Regions from separate parts of the Homo sapiens genome. Here region 2 is linked to region 1. Evidence: chromatin contacts called from ENCODE Hi-C or POLR2A ChIA-PET data. All regions are on one chromosome and are shown on one strand. The core of a region is the stretch at or near the end of the contact, and the rest is flanking DNA. Distances in the headings are between cores, read along the strand shown. Region 1 overlaps PLEKHA7 (pleckstrin homology domain containing A7). Region 2 overlaps PLEKHA7 (pleckstrin homology domain containing A7).

Region 1 (4,685 bases), core at 998-3,497:
GTCTTTCCCTGCTTCTAGGGTAACACACCAGCAAGGGGACACAAAGGGCACCCTGTTCATTCTTTCCATCTCAACCCCTTAACCTTAGGAAGAATATTAGAACATTTGTGTTTGCATCCTGCCTCCTTCCTCTGAAGGTCCATGAACACTAGATACAATGATAAAATAGAAATAGGAATTTGAAATCAGGACTAGGGAAAATATAAGTAAGAGGAAAAGGACAAACCCAGGAGGTTGGGAAGAATACGAAGGCACTCACATTAAGGGTCTGTGTTTCTGCTGAGCTGCACATTTGACTTGGAGCTTCCTGGCAGCCAAAACAAGAAGGAAACAGGGTAAGCTTTCTGGATTTTACTGTTAGAAAAGAAAAACATCGTCTGAGTGCTGTGGCTCACACCTGTAATCCCAACACTTTGGGAGGCCGAGGCGGGTGGATCACCTGAGGTCGGGAGTTCAAGACCAGCCTGACCAACATGGAGAAACACCATCTCTACTAAAAATACAAAATTAGCCAGGCATGGTGGTGCATGCCTGTAATCCCAGCTACTCAGGAGGCTGAGGCAGGAGACTCGCTTGAACCTGGGAGGTGGAGGCTGCAGTGAGCTGAGATGGCGCCATTGCACCCCAGCTTGGGCAACAAAAGTGAAACTCCATCTAAAAAAAAAAAGAAAAGAAAAACATCCTAGTTAAGGGATAGCTAAGTGCTTCCTAGTTTGTTTCTTTAAGTTAAATTTCTTATAAACAAGGTCCTCTTCAACTTTCTTCTTTGTCTTATTCACTCCTCATTATATGGCTCCTCAGACTGGGCCAATTTCTCAATTTAGGTGGCTATGATACAGATGGTCGTATACCTCTCTTCTGTAGTGTTTATCATAGATGTACATTCTCATGTGCTTAGATGATTATTTTGAAAGCTTGTGTTCTCTACTAGACTATATACCTCATGAGACTTGGGCCATATTGTCCTCAGTGCCCAGCACAATCTTGGCACATGGTATACCCTCAATAAATATTTGTTAGAACAAATGAATAAGGCCAAAGCATTCAGGGATTTTATGTGACTGATTCTTGTAGTGTCTTCCCAGGAAATCAAGGCCCTTTCAAGCGTGCAAACTGTCTCTTGTCCAGAGAGCTTGGTGGCCATCTCCAAGCTCATTTTACTCCACGGTTATTAACAATTTGGAGATTGTTAATAACAACGACTCCAGGTTATTAACCTGCTATAAATCCAATCCTGTAATTGGTACTTGATACATGTTGCTGGTAGTCCTCAAAGATGAGGGAGACTGAGGCTCAGGGGGAGGGAAACAGCTTGCCCAAGGTCACATTGCTGGAAGGCATGCTCTTTCCTTTCTGCCTGCTGTTTCTGAGCCAGAGCTACAAGTGTCTGTGTGAGTTATGGGTTCTTATCTCTTGGCAATTAGAGCAGCTCAGCAAAGGTATTTCTGGCACAGGCCATTGCTGCTTTCTGACAGCTGCTACATTCCAATATCGCCTGAGTTTAGGGAAAAGAAAGCCCACACCTGGGGTTGGCAAAGATAGTCTCAGAACTCATTTTCCCTGGTTTCTGCACATGGTGAATGTGTTTATTGTTCTTGTCACACTGTCTCCTGAAGTGCAGATGCATTAAAGTTGAATATTATTTTCATAAAAGCCACTGGAGAGAAAGGGAGAGAAGAGGCATGATTCGGGTGTCTCCAGGAATATAATTGGATTTGCCCAATGATTGGGAGAGTGGAGGTGGGAAATGACAACATGCCAGGAAGTACATTTGATGGTGCTTTTGATTCCAAATTTGTTAGGCATGTGTTTTTAATTGCTTTGTCCCTGTTGTCATTATTCTAATAGAGACCTGATTTTTTTTTTTTTTTTTTTTTTTTTGAGACAGAGTCTCACGCTATTTCCCAGGCTGGAGTACAATAGCATAAGCTCGGCTCCCTGCAACCTCCGCCTCCCGGGTTCAAGCAATTCTCCTGCCTCAGCCTCCCGAGTAGCTGGGATTACAGGCACCTGCCACCACGCCTGGCTCATTTTTTGTATTTTTTAGTAGAGACAGGGTTTCACTATGTTGGCCAGGCTGGTCTTGAACTCCTGACCCTGTGATCCGCCCACCTCGGCCTCCCAAGGTGCTGGGATTACAGGCATGAGCCACTGTGCCCTGCAGAGACCTGATTTTTCAAAAGGGGTTCATTATCATATTAAACTTTCTCTATTCAGCAAGGTTGGCAAATGGGATGTTCTCCTGGCTCAGTGTTGCCACCTACCGTGTGCTGCATAGATTGTCAGTCTTCAAAATATTAGAAGGCAGTAAAACACATTTCAAACTGCAACAAGGCATAATTTGATCCGTCTGTTCTTCCACAAGGTTGCAAGTCTTCAGGGTGAACATTATAAGCATCTGTCATCACTGTGTGCTCTTGGAGTGCCAAGATACTGGTTATAGTGAATTCTGGTGATAAAAAAAATGCTAGACAAAAATACCACTTTTTCTTTGGTCCCTTGAGAATGAGCCTCAAAAACATGTGCTGCTTGCACATGGGGATCTGAATAATTGCAACATTCAGGATTATGTAGAGAGAGTATCCCTGAAGAAGGCACTTAGGGTGGTGTTTGCAAATGTCACAAGGCTTTCAGTTCTATCTTTGGCCCCCTAGTCTCAGTAAGGATTTTGGCTCATATCAGTGATTTGGAAAACCTAATAACTTTTATGTCTCCAAAGTTGTGTTTCCAGACTGCTGGCTATTTCATATTTTAAAGCATGTTTCTACCTTTAAAAGGACACCAGAGAATAGCAGTGGGCACTGACATGCCTTTACCCCTCCCCACACTAGAAAAGGACCGACACATTTAATCTTTTTTTTGAGACGGAGTCTCACTCTGTCACCCAGGCTGGAGTGCAATGGCACGATCTTGGCTCACTGCAACGGGTTCAAGCGATTCTTCTGCCTCAACCTCCCGAGTAGCTGGGATTACAGGCATATGCCACCATGCCCAGCTAATGTTGTATTTTTGTGGAGACGGGGTGTCACCATATTGGCTAGGCTGGGCTTGAACTTCTGACCTCAGTTGATCTGCCTGCCTTGTCCTCCCAAAGTGCTGGGATTACAGGCGTGAGCCACCATGCCCAGCCTCACATTCGATATTTATTTGTGGATAGATTTAGGTTCTTTTTCCCAATTTCCCCACAGTAGCTTTGACAAGTCTTATTTGGAAGAAGTAACACAGTTACTGAACTGGCGTCTTGTTCCTAGTTTGAATGGTAAGAGCCAGAAAATCGCCCATTCACATGTAGTACATTAAGATTTCACCTACTTTCCCCAGAAATTATTGTTTAGGCAATTAGGGACAGAAAAGTATGAAAAATACAGGTGCTAATTATAACCAGACTCTTTTTTTTACTGTAAGAGATAAAAATTTCAAAGTATTTTACATATTAATTAGGATATTTCCTCCCCTTAACCTCTAATTAATATCCACAGTAAACAACCTTTATTAATTACATGAATCTGAACATTTAATATCCAGGAATATGAAGACCATACACTGAGTATTCATTTATTGCTTATCCTGTTCCACAGTGGATTTGAGGTAACTTATGGGAAAAGGGTGAAATATGGATAACAAAATAAAACAATCAGGATCAATAGGAATATAAATTATATTAGGAGATTAAGCCTAAGGAGACAAGGAGAATGGCAATAGCCTGGTACTGTTTCTGTTTAGGTAAAAAGCCAGTTCATTGGACAAGTTGATGTAGCCATTTTTTAAAAAGCGACTTGGAAGCTACTCTGGGTTTTGGAAAGCTCTGTGTAAACATGGGCTGCTTCATGTTCCTGACATTTCAGCTGAACTTTGAAAATTGCTTTTTTTTTCCCCTCCAAACCTCTACCTGACCCCCAGCACACACCCACTTCATCTGAGCCAAGGAGGTGTCAATTCTAAAAGTATTTTATCAAGCGAGGTTGGCATTTTTCTGGAAATGCTGTAGCCTGAGTGCCAGCAGGGCATTTGGGAAGCTTATTTTGGAAACCCTTTCATTATCATGGCACTCAGGCCCTTATAAGTGGTTCCAGGACCTCATACCCTGATGGGCTGCAGTGATAGGAGGACCAAAAAAGGGAGTGTTGAAGTGGAAGGGGACGGTGAAGTCCTCTTCTCCCAAGCCGGCAGGAGGCACGATAACTTATCTTTCTTCCACGTCTCCTGTCTCCAGCCTCTCCTCCAGGACCAGAGGGCTTCCTGTTGCTTTCTGGAGGCCTGGTTTGCTGGAGGTCATCCTGAAAGAATGCTGCTCAGATAGGCTCCCAGGAAGCTGATGCAGAGGATGGGGCTGGGAGGCAGACTTTGCTGGATCACAGAGGGTTGCCTGGGCAGCGTGCTCTCAGCCTTGAACAAGTTACAATCTTGTGCTGCGATTTGGCTCTGCTCTTGCTTGTTACAAGCCACTGAAGGTCTCTAGCTGGGAGAGCCACTTTCTCCCTATACCCAGGAAGGATTCACAAGACCATGAGATGCCACTGATTACATCTTCTGCCCCCTCCCTGAATGGAGACCACCATAGCTCACTGGCTTTGTGACTTTTCCTCTTGGACGTTTAATCAACATGTCAAACTAACATGTCCAAAATAGAGTTCTTGATCAATTTTAACACCTCTCCTCCCCTTTGACTTGTACTTCTCCCAGGC
Region 2 (4,685 bases), core at 1,402-3,901, 51 kb before region 1:
TAGTCCAGGTCTGATTCCAGAGTTCCTGCTCTTCCCACTCTAACAAGGTAAAGAGAATGAGTTTTGTCCTTGCTCCCACATGGCCAGGGCCCTCTGAGAAATTAGCTCTGGGACAAAGGGGTTTTGGTTTTGATTTTAAGCTGCATTAATGGAAGTTTCATCCCCAGAACACAGGAGGTGATGGTGCTGCTCTGCTCTGGGGAGATCACAGATGGAGCACTGGGGCGCATTCATGGGTCACCCCTTTGAGGAAGATGTGGCTATTTGGGGTCCTTCTGAAGGGTTGACTGTGATGGGCACTGGAAACCTTGTCTCCCAAGCAACAGCTGAATGAACTGGGGGTATTTTACATGGAAAAGAGGAGACCCACAGGGACATGAGGGCTGGCTGCAGATATCTGAAGGGCTGCCACATAGAAGAGTCTCATCCTCTGTGAAAGCTACAGGGAGAAAGGTTTTGGCCCCAGGTTTACAACGATACCTTCTGAAATATTTGGGATGTAGTGAGTTCACTATCATCAGAGGTAATCAAGCATGGGATGGGCTGGATGCGGTGGCTCATGCCCATAATCCCAGCACCTTGGGAGGCTGAGGTGGGTGGATGACCTGAGGTCAGGAGTTCGACCAGCCTGGCCAACATGGTGAAACCTTGTCTCTACTAAAAATACAAAAAATTAGCTGGGCATGGTGGTGGGTGCCTGTAATTCCAGCTACTTGAGAGGCTGAGGCAGGAGAATCGCTTGAACCCAGGAGGCAGAGGTTGCAGTGAGCTGAGATCACACCATTGCACTCCAGCCTGGGCAACAAGAGTGAAACTCTGTCTCAAAGAAAGGAAGAAAGGAAGAAAGAAGGAAGGAAAGAAGGAAAGAAGGAAGGAAGGCAGGAAGGCAGTGGAGAGTATGGAGTAAATGCCTTCTGCCATTCCTCTGCCCAGAGTTCCTGACTGTCCCTTGGCTGCTCTGGATGTGGCTCCCAGGGCAGCCCTAAGGAGAGGTTTAGATTGCATCTCTCTCCAAGCCCAGATCTTCTCAATAGGCTCAGCTTTGCATGTTCCCTCAGGTACGGTGGGAGGAACACAAAGTTAGAACCAGAATTAGGAGACCTGGGTTTGGATCCTGGCTTAGCCCCTTACAGCTGCCTGACCTGGGGCAAGACATTTGCCTTCTCTGTGAAAGGGGATCACATCAGTCCTTCCCCTGTAGGTGAGGTAGTGAGTAGGAAAGCACTTTGTTAAGGAGAGAGGGTACAGACACTGGTTATTAACAGGTGCAGTCAACTTCAGGGAGCCTGGCCTTCCACACACTGTCTGAGAAAACTTCACCCAGTGGTGGTGACCCAGGATCTGTGCCATGCCAGGTATTTTAGAGAATGAAATAGGTTTTGGCCCTAGGTTTGTCCAGAGCTCTCTGAAATATGTTATCAAATGAGTTTCCTGACAGTAGCAATGAGTAAAAGAATCCTCTGCCCTCAAGGCTAGTTGAGTGTAGGAGGCAGAAAGAGTTTGGGACAGGTGTTGAGAAGGGAGGGATCCAGGAAGCCTTCGTGGGGAAAGTGACATTTGAGTTGGGCCTAGACAGAGGCTTCATTATGCAGGAAAAGGAGCAGGCAAAGGTTACAGCAGAAGCAAAGAAGCAACTTGTTTAAAGGGGTGGGGTAAGGAGTTCCTGGGAGGCTGTTTTACATTCCCTTCATTTCTCAAATGAAGATGAGGTCCAGAGATGGGAAGTGGGTTTCCTAGCAGGGATAGGGTAAGCAAAGGTTAGAACCAATGCCCAGCACCTCACCTGGGGCTGTTTTCACCACGCCTCAAGGGTGCGTCTCTACTCGGAAGCCATTTCTCCTGGTTCTGCCTCCTGCCAGGCTGTTCTGTCTTAAGGAGGAAAAGGAGGGAGCAAAAGTTGTATTTACCAAAGGAGCTGGTTGGGCAGGTCTCCTTTCCGAGGTCAAAGTCAAGGCCAAGGTTGGCCTAGCTGGCTTCTGGGGGGCGGAGCCAGGCCTTGGCTGGCCACCAGGTCAGTGGGGGGTGTGGGGGATGGGAGGTCGGGGAGGCTTTTGGTTGGGAGGGAGTGATCACTGGTGGGGACTGAGGTTTTTCCAAGGCATTGCCCCTGTGAACAGTGGGCTGAAAAGATTACAGCCCACACATTCTTTCTCAGCAGATTAGGGCCATGGGAGATTATGGAATACACAGGAGGCTGTAGGAGGCCTGCAAATTTCCCATTTGGGGCAATTAATTTGATGGATTGTAAAACAGCTCACTGCTTCCTCTCCGCCTTCCCTGGGCTGGGTTGGGCTGGGCAGTAAGACTGGCTGGAGAATGTGGCTGGAAATGCCCTTGCCGGTGTTCTGCAGTACCTGCTTGGACCACCTTGTTAAAACCTTCTCTGGGCAGGGGCTCGGCCTGCCCCTTTCCTGCCTCCCTTCCTGGTACAAGGAAGATCATATAGTAGGTGCTACATAAAGCTATGCAGAGCTGATACTTATCTGATTGGGGCCTTTCCAGGATGTTGGTAGAGGTGGGGCTCATGGTGGAAGCTCTGGTTTATAGATGGGGAAGCTGAGCCCCAGCGGTGAAGTCACCTGCCCAAGGTTACTCAGGTTGTTGGTGACAGCTGGGACTCCAGCCAGGTTTCTCTACTCCTGGGCCAGGGCGTCTTCTCCCCACTTGTGTGCTCAAAGTGAAAGTGAAATAAATAGTGAGCAATTTTTATGGTTTCTCTCCCCTGACTTCCTCCTTGCCTCCAGCCAGTCAGTAGGGTCCCCACTTTGGTGACTGTGGGCAAGGTGTGACATGGTTCTGCTGGCATCTCCCCAGCAGCTTTGCAGCATTCCCAGGAGGGCTCTGGTGGGGCTGCACTTTTCTTATGTACTCAAAATGTGTCTGGGCTCATTCGATGCCTCCCTTCTCCATGGGGTCTTGCACCTGTGATTTGTAACAGATTCTTGTGATTAGTCCTTTCTCTGGTGCCTCCTAAAGACCCCACTGTCACCAACTCATATCTGCAGCGGTGCAGATGGTTCCGACTGGTTTTCTTGCCTCCATCCTGTTCTCCCTACAGGGGCCCAAATACCTCATCCTGATATGCTTCCTGATGAGGGCCTTCAGAGGTGTCCTGACTTGGGCTTCTCTTCCTGTGTCTGTGTCCTGTTAAAGCACACCATTCCCCTCTGGCCTGAACACACTCCACAACATCATAAGCTGTAGCACTCTCTTGCTTCTTTGTCTTTGCTTTTGTAGGAATGCCCCCTTCCATCCAGGTAATTCCTATGCATCCTTTAAGACTCAGGCATTACCTGGGAAGCCATCTGTGGCCACCCGCCATCAAGGGTTTGTGATATCCCTCCATTTGTGCTTTCATTCATTTAGTTAGCAGTGCTTTCATTCATTTGTTATGTACTGAGAAGCTTTTCTGAGCCTGACAGTGTTGTACTGAGGAGTACAGTAGTGAACAAAAGGAGGGTGCCTGTGGGCATGGAGCTTGCATGCTAGCATCCTCTCTTGCCACATATCACCTTAGTCTGTGTAATGTCTCTCTGTCTCTCCCTCATTAGCCTGTGAATTATCTTTATGTTTGATTGATTCACATATCTGTCCCCAGCACTCAGCACAGTATTAAGTAACAAGCACAGTGTTTCTTCAAGCAAGAAAACTTAAAATGTTAATGCGGAATGAACGGATGGATAAGTGGTTCCGCCTTCCCTGCCCCTCTTAGGCTGTCTAGCTGTTGTGTGTGGCTGTCCCCACCCCCACCCCAAGAGCTCTCTTGCCCCTTGCACTCTTGGCACTGCATTTGCTGCTCACGTGACTGTCCTGCTTCATGTTACACCTTTTTGTGTCTACATCTCTCTCACATTGTTGTAAATTTCTTCAAGGCAGGGTCCATTCTAGTTCAGTTTTGTGTATCTGGAATTTCTATACTTGATATTAGCCAAAAGGTTGAGAAGCAAGTGTACTTGGAATTTCTGCCTGTCCTCACATTCAGTAAAATGAACAGCAATTCACAAAGCAATGTGTAAAGAAATCAAAATGTAAGGACACAACTAGGTGCCTAGGAGTGGGTTGGTTTATTCATAAACGTGTAGTGGGCACCTGCATGCCAACCCTGGGCCAGGTGCTGGGCATTCTTAGATGAATGAGGCAGAGGCATCTGCCTCAAGGGCTTCTGAAGGCTTCCTTCCTTGAGGAAGAAGAACATGCAGACAGGGTGAGGAGGTGCCCAGCCCGCTGGCACCCAAGACACTTATGGTATAGGATATCCGGATCCTTCCTTTTGATGAAAGAAGATGCCATCACAGAGTTAAGGGGGCTGTCAGGCCTCAATTTTAATCCCACTTCTGTTGCTTGCCAGCTGTGTGACCTTGGACAAGTGAGTCAACTTTTCTGAGCTTCAGTTTCCACATCTATAGTCAGTAGCTAGTAAGAACATCTACCTTGTAGGGTCATTCATTCCTTTATTAAATGAATATTTATTGAGTGCCTACTTGGAGCCAGGCATTGTTCTAAATGCTGGGATGGGATAGTGAACAAAATCAATAAAGGTCTCTGCCCTCATGGAGCTTACGTATTAGCAGGAGAGAAAGAGAGCAAACGAAATGGTTAAAATATATAGTATCAGAGGATGGTAAGTGCTATGGAGAAAAATGAGCAGGAAAAGGAGACAGGAGGCCTGGGTGTGAGAGTGGAAT

The links. Hi-C counts contacts between places; a loop is a spot of excess contacts on that map. ChIA-PET counts read pairs that join two places held with the same protein, here RNA polymerase II (POLR2A). Pooled maps may share reads with other maps.
Region 2: a map of Calu3 shows a loop between it and region 1 (1.8-fold over the local background). The contact joins two enhancer-like sites. A Hi-C loop is called at or near these places in 7 of 168 maps with a recorded cell type or tissue (Caco-2, Calu3, GM12878 and 4 more), 9 of 37 single-sample maps with no recorded cell type and 11 of 50 pooled maps. POLR2A ChIA-PET finds 5 or more read pairs at or near these places in 5 of 52 experiments (Caco-2, HEK293, OCI-LY7 and 2 more).

The regions. Positions count from the first base shown.
Region 1 is chr11:16,933,598-16,938,282 of GRCh38, reverse strand. The region is part of intron 3 of PLEKHA7 (pleckstrin homology domain containing A7); the gene reads left to right. Among named protein-coding and RNA genes, the nearest start is that of SNORD147, 9.9 kb to the right of the region's middle. RefSeq lists an enhancer at 1,934-2,445. Within about 2 kb of position 2,247, at least 3 of the 41 ENCODE cell types and tissues checked have a DNase peak (open chromatin) inside an H3K27ac peak, as active enhancers do.
Region 2 is chr11:16,984,602-16,989,286 of GRCh38, reverse strand. All of the region lies in intron 3 of PLEKHA7 (pleckstrin homology domain containing A7), which reads left to right. Among named protein-coding and RNA genes, the nearest start is that of PLEKHA7, 27 kb to the left of the region's middle. RefSeq lists an enhancer at 2,383-2,832. Within about 2 kb of position 2,651, at least 17 of the 41 ENCODE cell types and tissues checked have a DNase peak (open chromatin) inside an H3K27ac peak, as active enhancers do.